Regions from separate parts of the Homo sapiens genome. Here regions 1 and 3 are each linked to region 2. The links are chromatin contacts, found by Hi-C or POLR2A ChIA-PET in ENCODE. All regions are on one chromosome and are shown on one strand. The core of a region is the stretch at or near the end of the contact, and the rest is flanking DNA. Distances in the headings are between cores, read along the strand shown.

Region 1 (3,759 bases), core at 1,129-3,628, 220 kb after region 2:
TAATAATTTAAAAATTAAATTAATCATATGAGAAAAAGCTGAATTTATATATAGACACTCACACATAAATATATGTGTGTATATATTTATATATATGTGTGTGTGTATGCATTTATATATATACATGTATAAAAATATATATACATATATATTGGCCAGGCACGGTGGCTCACGCCTGTAATCCCAGCACCTTGGGAGGCCGAGGTGGGCGGATCACGAGGTCAAGAGATCAAGATCATCCCGGCTAACACGGTGAAACCCCGTCTCTACTAAAAATACAAAAAATTAGCCGGGCGTGGTGGCGGGCGCCTGTAGTCCCAGCTACTCGGGAGCCTGAGGCAGGAGAATGGCGAGAACCCGGGAGGAGGAGCTTGCAGTGAGCCGAGATAACGCCACTGCACTCCAGCCTGGGCGACAGAGCGAGACTCCGTCTCAAAAAAAAAAAAAAAAAAGAAAAGCCCCACTGTTGCCTGGGGGATCCAAGTCACTTTGACACAGAAGCAAGCCTGTGCAACTCAGGGGCTGAGCTGTAAATAAGAGTTTTTGAGACACAACATTCCACGTCTATCTTGACCTTATAGTTCCCAAGGAAACAGCCACACCTGATGATAACCCCATTACACGCATCTCAGCTGTAAGCCTACCTAAGAAGATAAAACCGCCTATTTCAATTTAAGTTTCCCTGAATTCCGTCCTTTCCCCAATACAATTGGAGCGCCGGTTCTGACCCTAGTAACCTCAGACACATCAGCTCAGGACAGTAGTTTAAAAAAAAAAAAAACAGAAAAGAAAAGAAAAAGAAAAACAACGCATCATTGTGAGTCAGCTCAGGTGAGCAGGCTGAGGTTGGCTTTTGCCTGATTGTCCATGACGAAGATATACCTGGCTGATGAAACACATTCCCACCTTTGCCCTGAGTTCCAGTAAATCAGACCTCACCGGAGCGGATTAGTGATAAAAATGCATCTTGTTCCGACCGTGGGGTTTGATCCTGACACCTTCACACCACTCTCCTTGCAGCTTGTCCTTTTTATATATTTCCTCTGCTGAGGTCTCAGTTCCCATAAAAGACCATGTTCAGCACACGGAACTCAAACCCTCAAAGCTCTTTATCTGGCCAGGCGCTGTGGCTCACGCCTGTAATCCCAGCCCTTTGGGAGGCCGAGGCGGGCAGATCACGAGGTCAGGAGCTCGAGACCATCCTGGCTAACGCGGTGAAACCCCGTCTCTACTAAAAATACAAAAAATTAGCCGGGCGCGGTGGCGGGCGCCTGTAGTCCCAGCTACTTGAGAGGCTGAGGCAGGAGAATGGCGTGAACCCGGGAGGCGGAGCTTGCAGTGAGCAGAGATCGCGCCACAGCGCTCCAGCCTGGGTGACAGAGCGAGACTCCCTCTCAAAAAAAAAAAAAAAAAAAAAGCTCTTTCTCGTAAGAAACCAGTGCATCCTGCACGTCTGGCCCTGCCCAGGACTTTTCAGTTCACCCTCATCACAACAGGCTCCAATCCAATACTTTTTTTTTTTTTTTTTTTTTTTTTGAGAGAGAGTCTTGCTCTGTCGCCCAGGCTAGAGTGCAGTGGCACGATCTCGGCTCACTGCAACCTTCACCTCCCAGGTAGAAGCGATTCTCCTGCCTCAGCCTCCCAAGTAGCTAGGATTACAGGCGCTCGGCTCACTGCAATCTCCACCTCCCAGGTTCAAGCGATTCTCCTGCCTCAGCCTCCCGTGTAGCTAGGATCACAGGCGCCCGCCACCATGCCCGGCTAATTATTATTATTATTATTATTTATTTTTTTTTTTGAGACAGAGTCTCCCTCTGTCGCCCAGGCTGGAGTGCAATGGCTCGATTTCGGCTCACTGCAACCTCCACCTCCCGGGTTCAAGCGATTCTACTGCCTCAGCCTCCTGAGTAGCTGGGATTACAGGCGCATGCCACCACGGCCAGCTAATTTTGGTATTTTTAGTGGAGATGGGGGTTTCACCATGTTGGCCAGGCTGGTCTCGAACTCCTGACCTCAGGTGATCCGCCCACCTCGGCCTTCGAAAATGCTGGGATTACAGGCGTGAGCCACCGCGCCCGGCCAGCTCCAATACTTTCATGGATGCAAAGAACACAACCCCTGCAACCGCTGCATGCGGGCATCTCTGCTGCCCAAGCCCGGGGACAGGCGCTTTCGCAACGCTGCAGCACGGTATGGGGGAAGCGCCCTTCTCCCTGGGCCAAGGTGAAGGGCGCGCTCGGGGTCTGAACACGTGGGTCATTCGTGCCTTCCCCTTTCCTCCCGGAAGGGTAGAGACAATGAGGCTTTTGCAGACAGCAACTCTCAAGTCCCTGGGCCCCGGCCCGGTCCCGCCCTTAGTACGGACACTCAGGCACACTTACTCTTCCACTAGCTCCGGCTTCCAGATGTCTCTGTCGGTGGCGCAGCCCAAAAGCGCGCGCAGCCCAGGAGCGTCTCGGAGCTGCACCAGGATGGGGATCAAACTGTTGAAATAAATCAACCTAACGAGGCCGCCAGGAAGGACCGACTACAGAGATTCGTCCTGCCCAGACATTTTGTACTCGCTTCTTGACCCCTTCCTCAAAATGGACGGTGTAAGGGACCAGGGGGAGGAGAGGGGAGCCGAGCAGGCAGGGGATCCCAGCGCCCGCACTCCTGCCTGCCCACCCCCGTCCCACCCCCCGCCCCCGGGACCCGATCGACCCGACCCCAGAGTCTGACCCCCACGACCAGTAGATTGACATTTCCTGTAGAACTTACTCCCCAGGCACTCCTGATCCAAGCAGGAAACCCCAGCCTTGGGTCCTCGCTGTCGCCTCCGCCCGCGCCACCGTTCCTAGGCTCTCCAGCTGGGAAGCGCGCTCTCTGCGCAGCCAACGCGCCTCCTTGCGGGCTCCGGAGACTCCGGCCGCTTGCTGGCTTCCTGCATTTCCCAAGGAAAGAAGGCTTTTTTTTCCCCTCAGTACTGTAAAAGGGCGGAAACAGACAGGTTGGGGAGTCTCCAGTTTCTCTCTTGTCCCCATTTTTATGTTTTTGCTACCACTCCCCCCCATCCGTTGACTAGCGGCTAAACCGCAAGGCTCCCGTCGCCTACCCTTGAAATGATTTTTTTCTTCCTTCCTTCCTTTCTTTTCTTTCTTTCTTTTTTTTTTTTGAGACGGAGTCTCGCTCTGTCGCCCAGGCTGGAGTGCAGTGGCGCGATCTCGGTTCACTGCAACCTCCGCCTCCCGGGTTCATGCCATTCTCTCGCCTCAGCCTCCGAGTAGCTGGGACTACAGGCGCCCGCCACCACCCTGGCTAAGTTTTTGTATTTTTAGTAAAGACAGGGTTTCAGCGATCTCCTGACCTCGTGATCCGCCCGCCTCGGCCTCCCAAAGTGCTGAGATTACAGGCGTGAGCCACCGCGCCCGGCCCTTCTTTTCTTTTCTTTCTTTCTTTCTTTCTTTCTCTTTTTTCTCTTTTCTTTCTTTCCCTTTTTTCTCTTTCTTTCTTCTCTTTCTTTCTTTTCCTCTCCCTCCCTCCTTCCTTCCTTTTTTCTCTTTCTTTCTTCTTTTTCTTTCTCTCTCTCCCTTCCTCCTTTTCTCCCTCCCTCCCTTCCTCCCTCCCTTCTTTCTTCTCTTTCTTTCTTTCTTCTTTCTTTTTTCTTTCTCTTTCTTCCCTCCCTCCCTTCTTTCCTTTCTCTCTCTCCCTCCCTTTCTCTTTCTTTCTTTCTTTCCTTCCTTCCCCCCTTCCTCTCTCCCTCTCTGCCCCTCCCTCCCT
Region 2 (3,418 bases), core at 123-2,622:
GCTTAAAGCCGTTGGCACTGGGGAGCTCTGGGGAGGTTGAGCACTGGAGAGGACCTTTCCCACCCTGCCTGGAGAAGCCCTGGTGCAGCCCTTCCGTTCACAAAGTGGGTGCTGAGGCCCAGATTGTGCGGGGGTCTTATCTGAGGCCACACAGCTAGGTGGGAGGGCCTGCCTCAGTTTCACCGGGACAGGGGCTCACCAGGTCTCTCCCCTCGCAGCCAGGCTCTCCCGGCTCTCGCTGGCGCTGCCGCCGCTCACGCTCACGCCATTCCCGGGGCCGGGCCCGCGGCGGCCCCCGTGGGAGGGCGCGGACGCCGGGGCGGCTGGCGGGGAGGCCGGCGGGGCGGGAGCGCCGGGGCCGGCGGAGGAGGACGGGGAGGACGAGGACGAGGACGAGGAGGAGGACGAGGAGGCGGCGGCGCCGGGCGCGGCGGCGGGGCCGCGGGGCCCCGGGAGGGCGCGAGCAGCCCCGGTGCCCGTCGTGGTGAGCAGCGCCGACGCGGACGCGGCCCGCCCGCTGCGGGGGCTGCTCAAGTCTCCGCGCGGGGCCGACGAGCCAGAGGACAGCGAGCTGGAGAGGAAGCGCAAGATGGTCTCCTTCCACGGGGACGTGACCGTCTACCTCTTCGACCAGGTGCGGAACCCGAGAGGGCGCGGTTTCGGGGTCGCGGCCTGGAGGGAGCAGGAGCCTAGAGCCGGGAAGGGCCTGGCGGGAGGCCGAGCTTAGAGTTGGGCGGGGCCTGGAGGGAGGCGGAGCTGGAGTGGGGCGGGGCCTGAAGGGAGGCCGAGCTAGGGTGGGGCGGGGCCTGGAGGGAGGCCGAGTTAGAGTGGGGCGTGGCCTGAAGGGAGGCCGAGCTGGAGTGATGCGGGGCCTGGAGGGAGGGCAAGCTGAATTGGGGTGGGACCTAAGGGGAGCCCCAATCTAGAGTGGGGCGGGGCCTGGGGCGGGGCCGAGCTAGAGTGGGGCGGGGCCCAGGGAGAGGGCGGGCTGGGGGGCGGAGCCCAGGGCGGGGCCTGGAGGGAGGTCGAGCCTAGAGGTGCAGGGCCTGGGGCGGGGCCTAGACGAAGGCTGAGCTTAGGGTGGGGCGGGGTCTACAGCAGGGTTTGAAGGCAGGCTGAGCCTAGAGCGGGGGCGGGGCCTGGAAGGAGACCGCGCCTAGGATCGGGACAGAGTCTGGATCCGGGCCTGAGGGAGGCCAAGTCTGTGGCGCGGCAAGAGGAGGCCTGGAGAAAATCCAAGGCTGGAATGGGGGCGGAGCCTAGGGCGGGGCGGATGGAGCAGGGCGCGGGAAGGGCCTGAGGGGTGAAGGCGGGGTCTGGGGAGAGACTGGTCAGGGAAATGGGGCGGGACTAGGAAGATGGGAGGAGGCTTTGAGTGTGAGGGCAGGGCCTGGCAATGGGGCAGGGCCAGGAGTATGGGCCGAGCCTAGAGCTGGGGCGGGACCTAGGGTGAGGGCAGGGCTTGTGACGGGGGCGTGGTCTAGAGGGCGAGGAGAGGTCTGGAGAGAGAGTGTGGGTCTGGAAGGAAAGAGGGGGTACTGGGTAGTCAAGTATGGGATCCTGGAGAGGCTAGGGAGGAAGTGTTGAGAAGAGGCCTGGATGGTGAAGGGGCCTAGTGAGAGTTTGGGCATGGTTTGTTGACTAGAGTTCTAGTGTCTGTAGGCTGGTTCGGGTTGGAGCAGATCTTACCCACTAGGGAAGGGCCATGGCTAGGCTGCAGGTGGGCTTCAGAGATGGAGCAGGCAGTCTTAACGTATTCTGGGGTGAGGTCAGGGATGAGCGAACCTAACGACTGGGACGGGTCTTTAGAGAGATGGGTTGAGGAATGTGTTAAGAGTTAGGCCTGTCCCGGGTGGCTCACGCCTGTAATCCCAGCACTTTGGGAGGCCGAGGCGGGAGGATCACTTGAGGTCAAGAGTTCGAGACCAGCCTAGCCAAAATGGCGAGACCTCGTCTCTTAAAAAGAAAAAAATTATCTTGGTGTGGTGGTGCGCATCTGTAGTCCCAGCTACTTAGGAGGCTCAGGTGGGAGGATCGCTTGAGCCCAGGAGGTTGAGGCTGCATTGAGCCATGATCACAACACTGCTCTCCAGCCTGGGCGACAGTGAGACTCTGTCTAAAACAAAAAGAAAAACACAGGATATGGTGTTGAAGAGAAAAAGGGAGGGCGAGTGGTGCTGAGGAACTGGGACCTTGTCTAGATGAACCTGGGGCGGGCATACTGGGCTGAGATTATGAAAGGAATGGAAACAAGGCCAAGAACTGGGGCCTGGGCCACTGAAATGTTTTCAGAGGGGTGGGACTTGGAGGGCGGGAGCAGGTCTACTTCTGAGGGAGGGCTCAGGGGCAGGGTCACAGCATCCAGCACGGCATGCGCTCAGGATGGGGCAGGGGTTGGGAGGGCCACTGGAGCAGGTCAAGATCTCAGAGGTGGGTGGGACTGACGTGGACGGGGTGGGGCTTATGGAGATCGCTTTGGGTTAGGGGATCCGGTGGAGGCCTCACGTTAATGAGCCAGGAGAGAATCCCTGCGTTGGGCTACTTAGCTGTGCGCGGGGCTCCGCTGTCAGGAAAGGAGCCTCTGGCCAGGTTGAGGTTAAGGCTGGCCCAAGGCTTCGAAGCCAGATTAGGGGCTCCAGCCACCTCTCCAGAGCGTGCGAGTCAGTGATTACAAATTGGGATTCCTAGAGCCCCAGAAATATTAGCCGGTTTTGTTGCTTTTGGGGGATGCGGTAAATGGGACGTGAAGGTTTGTCCCCTCTGGCTTCCCCCTAATCTGCCTTCACAGGAGACGCCAACCAACGAGCTGAGCGTCCAGGCCCCCCCCGAGGGGGACACGGACCCGTCAACGCCTCCAGCGCCCCCGACACCTCCCCACCCCGCCACCCCCGGAGATGGGTTTCCCAGCAACGACAGCGGCTTTGGTGAGGACGGGCCCTATGGGGCGGGAGGGGGCGGGAGCCATGGGGCGGACGGGGCGGGGTCTATGGGGTGGGAGGGGCTTGGTCGGGAGGGGCGGGACCAGAGGGCGGGAGTGCCGCAGGTGTCTGCAGCCTGACCGCGGTCTTTCCTTCTGCCGCAGGAGGCAGTTTCGAGTGGGCGGAGGATTTCCCCCTCCTCCCCCCTCCAGGCCCCCCGCTGTGCTTCTCCCGCTTCTCCGTCTCGCCTGCGCTGGAGACCCCGGGGCCACCCGCCCGGGCCCCCGACGCCCGGCCCGCAGGTACCATATCCTCGGCCCTGCCCCCTCCTCTGCCCATCTCTGTCCCCCTATGTTCCACTGCCAACTTCTTGTGACCATCTTTCAATGTCCCTGCCTCTCTCTTCCCAGTCTCTTCTCTCTCCCCTCTCAGTCAACAGACACCCCACCCAGCTCTGGAACCAGCTCAGACCAGGCGACGTCCATCAGACGGTCGTAGGC
Region 3 (3,714 bases), core at 1,154-3,653, 180 kb before region 2:
AGCGGCAAACGCCAACCTGGACTGAACTCATCTGGGGACAACCCTGGCTTGGAGGAGGGTCATGTGGCTATTTGCAGACTTTACTTCTCTTACTGTGAACACCCATGTGCTCTGCTGCCTAAAACATAACATGTTTGACAATGTGATGCGGCCCAGACCTACCATGGATGCCATGTCACGTACGTACTATGCATCCGACAACAGGGCCAGGAAGCAGAAGGTTCCGGAACACGACTTTCCCAGAGAGCTCAGATAAGAACCCGTGGGCATGTCAGCTCATTCAGTCCTCATGACCCCCTCCGCCCACCATGAGGAAGGTCCATTCTTTCTTCCTCATTTAACAGATGAGGAAATGAAGGCACAGAGAGGTTAAGAAGCTTGTTCTCGGTCACACAGCTAGGACAGAGGTGGATTTGAACCCAGGCAGTATGGCTGGGGTTACCATCCTGGCCTTTTTGAACATGTCCGGGAGGGCAGGCCCTACCCAGCCACACAATGCCCAGTAACTCCTGCGGGTGACCTGCCCTGCCTCGTGGAGACTCCGTTATATCTGGGCCACCAAGGCAGGGGTTAGAGGTCTGTGTGAGCCCAGCACTGAGGTTCTCTCTGGGTTGAACCCACCTCAGAGATGTGCCTTGGGCAGGCCTGGCCTTCTGTAGAAGCTGTGAGGGTGAAGGTCTCCAGCCCTTAAAGAACTCTCCCCAACAAAAAAAACAGTCTCCTTCCCAGCTTGGGGCACTATGTGCTCGGCTGTGGCAGCTCCGTCTGTTCTTCCCCGCCTGCCCCCGGGCACCCGCAGGGGCGCCCATCAACTCAGGCAGCTCAAGCTGCAAGGAACAAAAGCTTCCCTCCAGGAGCCGGAGCTTGAGACTTCGCCCAGGTGGGGAGGAAGACGCAGCGAGACCTAAGCCTTCTTCCTCAGTTTTGTGTGGCAGCAAAGCTGGGTTCTGTGCTGGCGGTGGGCTCAGCACAAATGCCCCTCCGCATCACCCCACTTACATCTGCAATCCCCGGGCCCCCGTGGCCGCCCCCCCCACTTGCTTTGCTCCAAGGCACTTGGCACCTTCCAACAACCTAGAGCACAGAAGGACCTGCGCTGCTGGGGTCTCCCCCTCCCTCTCTGGACACTGAGCCTGATGGGGCAGGGGTCTGTGTTCCCAGCGCGAACCCCCGGCAAAGTCCCATACAGGGGGAGCTCAGGCAGGGTCAGCGGAGGGACCTGCGCCTGAATCCCGAAGTTCCACTCTGACTCACACAGCCTGGGCCCCCAGCTCTGACATGCCCCCTCTGATGGGGGGCGTCTCAGCCCCATTCCATCCTCCTGCAGCTGATGCACCTCCCAGCTTTCGGAGTGACTCCCTTCTTTCAAATCCGATGTCCCTGTCCTGCTCCTGCCAAATCTGGCCCCCTCCAACGTGGTACCTAAGGGTCCAGAGTCGAGGGTCGCCTTTGCTGTGCCCTCGCACCCCCTGGGGGCGGGCCTGGGGCAGTGGGTCCCAAGCCTGTCAGGATTGGGCCCACGCTACACCACGATAAACGCTGGGGCCACCCAGGGCAGCAGGTGCCGCGCCCCAACTCCATGAGGCCCTTGCTTTTCTCAGCGGGAAGTGACAGAAAACATTATTTTTCTAGTCAACCCATTCGGAGATGGAATAGAACAGACAGCAACATTCGCATGAAAATGTCACGATGAAAGCACTGAGGACTCGCAGGACACCAGCGGCACTGGGGAGGTGCTTTTGAGCTTGGTCCCCCGCACCCCGGGGGTCCCCGCCTTCTCCCTCTGCCGCATGAGAAACACTGGGGCCCAGGTGTTCTCAGCTCATTTGTCGCCTTCCCCACCATCTTAGAAAGCGACTGAGGTCTTTTGAATTCCAGGGGCTGGTCTGAACCTTCCAAGAGCACAGATTTTACTGACCTTAAGGCTCGGTGAACCCACAGCTGACAAAAGGTTCCAGAGAGGAGGAGGAGGGGCTGGCTTGGGGTCACGCAGCCAGAGGCAGGGGCTGAGCAAAGTTTCCAACAGCGATTGTCTCCCAAAGGTCAGCCCCTGCCCGATCGCGATGGCGGCCACCACAAGGCGGGGCTGAGCCAGTGGGCAGGGGTGGAGTGGGATGGAGCGGGACCCCCGACTGACAGCCTCCCGTCCTACCTGCGGTGAGCCTCCTAGGCCAGGCTGCTCGGGGCTGTCCTGCTGCTGGACCGCCGGGGGCAACGGCACTCACGTCCCACACCGTTGCGGGTGGCCTGGCTGGCAGGGGTCCCTGTGGGGATAGCGTGGCTGCGGTTGGTGAGGGATTGGGGTGGGAGGGGGGTGGCGGTGTTAGATTCTGCGGGCTCTGCTCTGAGCCCCCGCCCAGCCCAGAAACCCCACTAGCCTGGGGCCTGAGAACAGCCACGCCACTCCCTCCTGAGAGCCCACCGCGCCACAGCTTGGAGGAAGAGCCTGCGGGGAACTGGCTGCAGGACGCTCTCTTCTTGAGTGCAGGTTTGGCCAATGTCGGGGCCTCAGGGCTCGGGTTGGGGGGTGCATGCCAAGAGCCAGGGAAAGGAAGCCTGGGTCCCAGATGGACCCCAGGCCGCCCAGGCAGGCCTCCTATGAGTCTGCTGGGAGCATGGCTGGACTCTTTCTTAAAGAGGGGTATGGGCTCTCTGTGGGCCACGACTGGTTTCTGGATCCCCCAGGAACACTAGGGAACTCACAGCCTGGTTCCTCAAGGTGCTAAGGGCCAGAGGGTGCCACCCCCTGAACTATCCAGCAACTATCCAGAGAGAAAGGGGACATGGGGGACTGGCCCTTAACAGGATGCTGCTGAGGGCCAGGCAGGCGGCTGCCACCTGAGTGGGTGCAAAATGGCGCCAGGCTCCTTGGGAGGGCGGAGGGCGAGGCCTGTCATCTGGGCCAGGGGAGGCAGCGTCTGCATGTGGCCAACAGCAGTGGGGACATGGGCAGTGAGGCCAGGCTGGGGCAGGTGTGGCCCACCTCAACCGCCAGGGTGCCCCAGAGATGCCCAGCCCAGGGACATTCCTGGGCGCAGATTCAGAGCCAAGGGCCTGGAAAGGCTCCGAGGCCCCCAGTCCACAGTGAGCTCCTCACCAGAGGCTGCTGGCCCTGGAAGGGGAAAGTGGGGGCATTTCAGAGTCCAGTCCTTCCCAGCTCCTGCCATTCCTAGGGTCTGGGCTTCTGCCCCCACGGGCGCCCTGGCATCTGGCACCCCACCCTGTCCCAGCTCCTGCCTTCCTGCCTCTCTCCTCCTCATTACCCACCGCCCCCAACATCTGTTCCCCCATCTGCTCTGGGGAACTCTGGATGGGTGGAGAATGTGGGGACTCTGGTCTCCAGGCCCTGAGGCCCAGAATAGAGGGCAGGGTTGAGGTGAGCAGAAAGTCCCAGAACGCTAACTTCCGGTCCCCACACCCTGAGTTCTGAAGGGAACCCAGGTGTCTGCTTCCCCTGACCCCATGGGGATCCCACTGTCCCGCTCCCAAGCCCCAGAGCCACCCAGGTTCCAGCTCCCAGCATCCCTTTCCTCAGCTCAGCTCTCTGGGCTTTGCACTCGGGTGGGAAAGGGTTAAGGGTGGGGCGCTGGGGGTGGGTGGGCGGGTGGCAGGGAGGCTGGGTTGTTTGGTGATAATCCCCTTCCGTGCCCAGGGTGTGGAGAACAAGGTTAGGGCCCCATGTGGGAAAGGCAATGGCTCTGATCCCTGCAGGCC

The links. Hi-C counts contacts between places; a loop is a spot of excess contacts on that map. ChIA-PET counts read pairs that join two places held with the same protein, here RNA polymerase II (POLR2A). Pooled maps may share reads with other maps.
Region 1: a map of PC-9 shows a loop between it and region 2 (11-fold over the local background). The contact joins the promoter of ZNF114-AS1 here to the enhancer-like site in region 2. A Hi-C loop is called at or near these places in 4 of 168 maps with a recorded cell type or tissue (PC-9, Right ventricle myocardium inferior, heart right ventricle and 1 more), 7 of 37 single-sample maps with no recorded cell type and 10 of 50 pooled maps. POLR2A ChIA-PET finds 5 or more read pairs at or near these places in 8 of 52 experiments (AG04450, BJ, H1 and 4 more).
Region 3: a pooled map shows a loop between it and region 2 (2.5-fold over the local background). The contact joins the promoter of NTN5 here to the enhancer-like site in region 2. A Hi-C loop is called at or near these places in 1 of 168 maps with a recorded cell type or tissue (naive thymus-derived CD4-positive, alpha-beta T cell) and 7 of 50 pooled maps. POLR2A ChIA-PET finds 5 or more read pairs at or near these places in 1 of 52 experiments (PC-9).

The regions. Positions count from the first base shown.
Region 1 is chr19:48,270,451-48,274,209 of GRCh38, reverse strand. ZNF114-AS1 (ZNF114 antisense RNA 1) reads left to right here and starts at 2,378. Exons shown (of 3, transcript XR_936008.4): 1 at 2,378-2,594. It overlaps ZNF114 (zinc finger protein 114), which reads right to left. Exons shown (of 6, transcript NM_153608.4): 2 at 2,761-2,965; 3 at 2,382-2,483. RefSeq lists enhancers at 1,876-2,381, 2,382-2,888.
Region 2 is chr19:48,490,910-48,494,327 of GRCh38, reverse strand. It overlaps LMTK3 (lemur tyrosine kinase 3), which reads left to right. Exons shown (of 15, transcript NM_001388485.1): 12 at 219-634; 13 at 2,789-2,924; 14 at 3,083-3,220. Among named protein-coding and RNA genes, the nearest start is that of LMTK3, 19 kb to the left of the region's middle. RefSeq lists an enhancer at 1-412 and silencers at 425-474, 665-1,144, 974-1,165, 1,165-1,374, 2,954-3,033 and 1 more. Within about 2 kb of position 1,372, at least 26 of the 41 ENCODE cell types and tissues checked have a DNase peak (open chromatin) inside an H3K27ac peak, as active enhancers do; they include PC-9 and heart right ventricle, where a contact is called at or near this core.
Region 3 is chr19:48,671,706-48,675,419 of GRCh38, reverse strand. NTN5 (netrin 5) reads left to right here and starts at 2,403. Exons shown (of 7, transcript NM_145807.4): 1 at 2,403-2,488. LOC105372431 (a long non-coding RNA gene) reads left to right here. Exons shown (of 3, transcript XR_936016.3): 2 at 1-179; 3 at 1,633-2,274. It also overlaps the pseudogene SEC1P. RefSeq lists enhancers at 1-197, 198-846.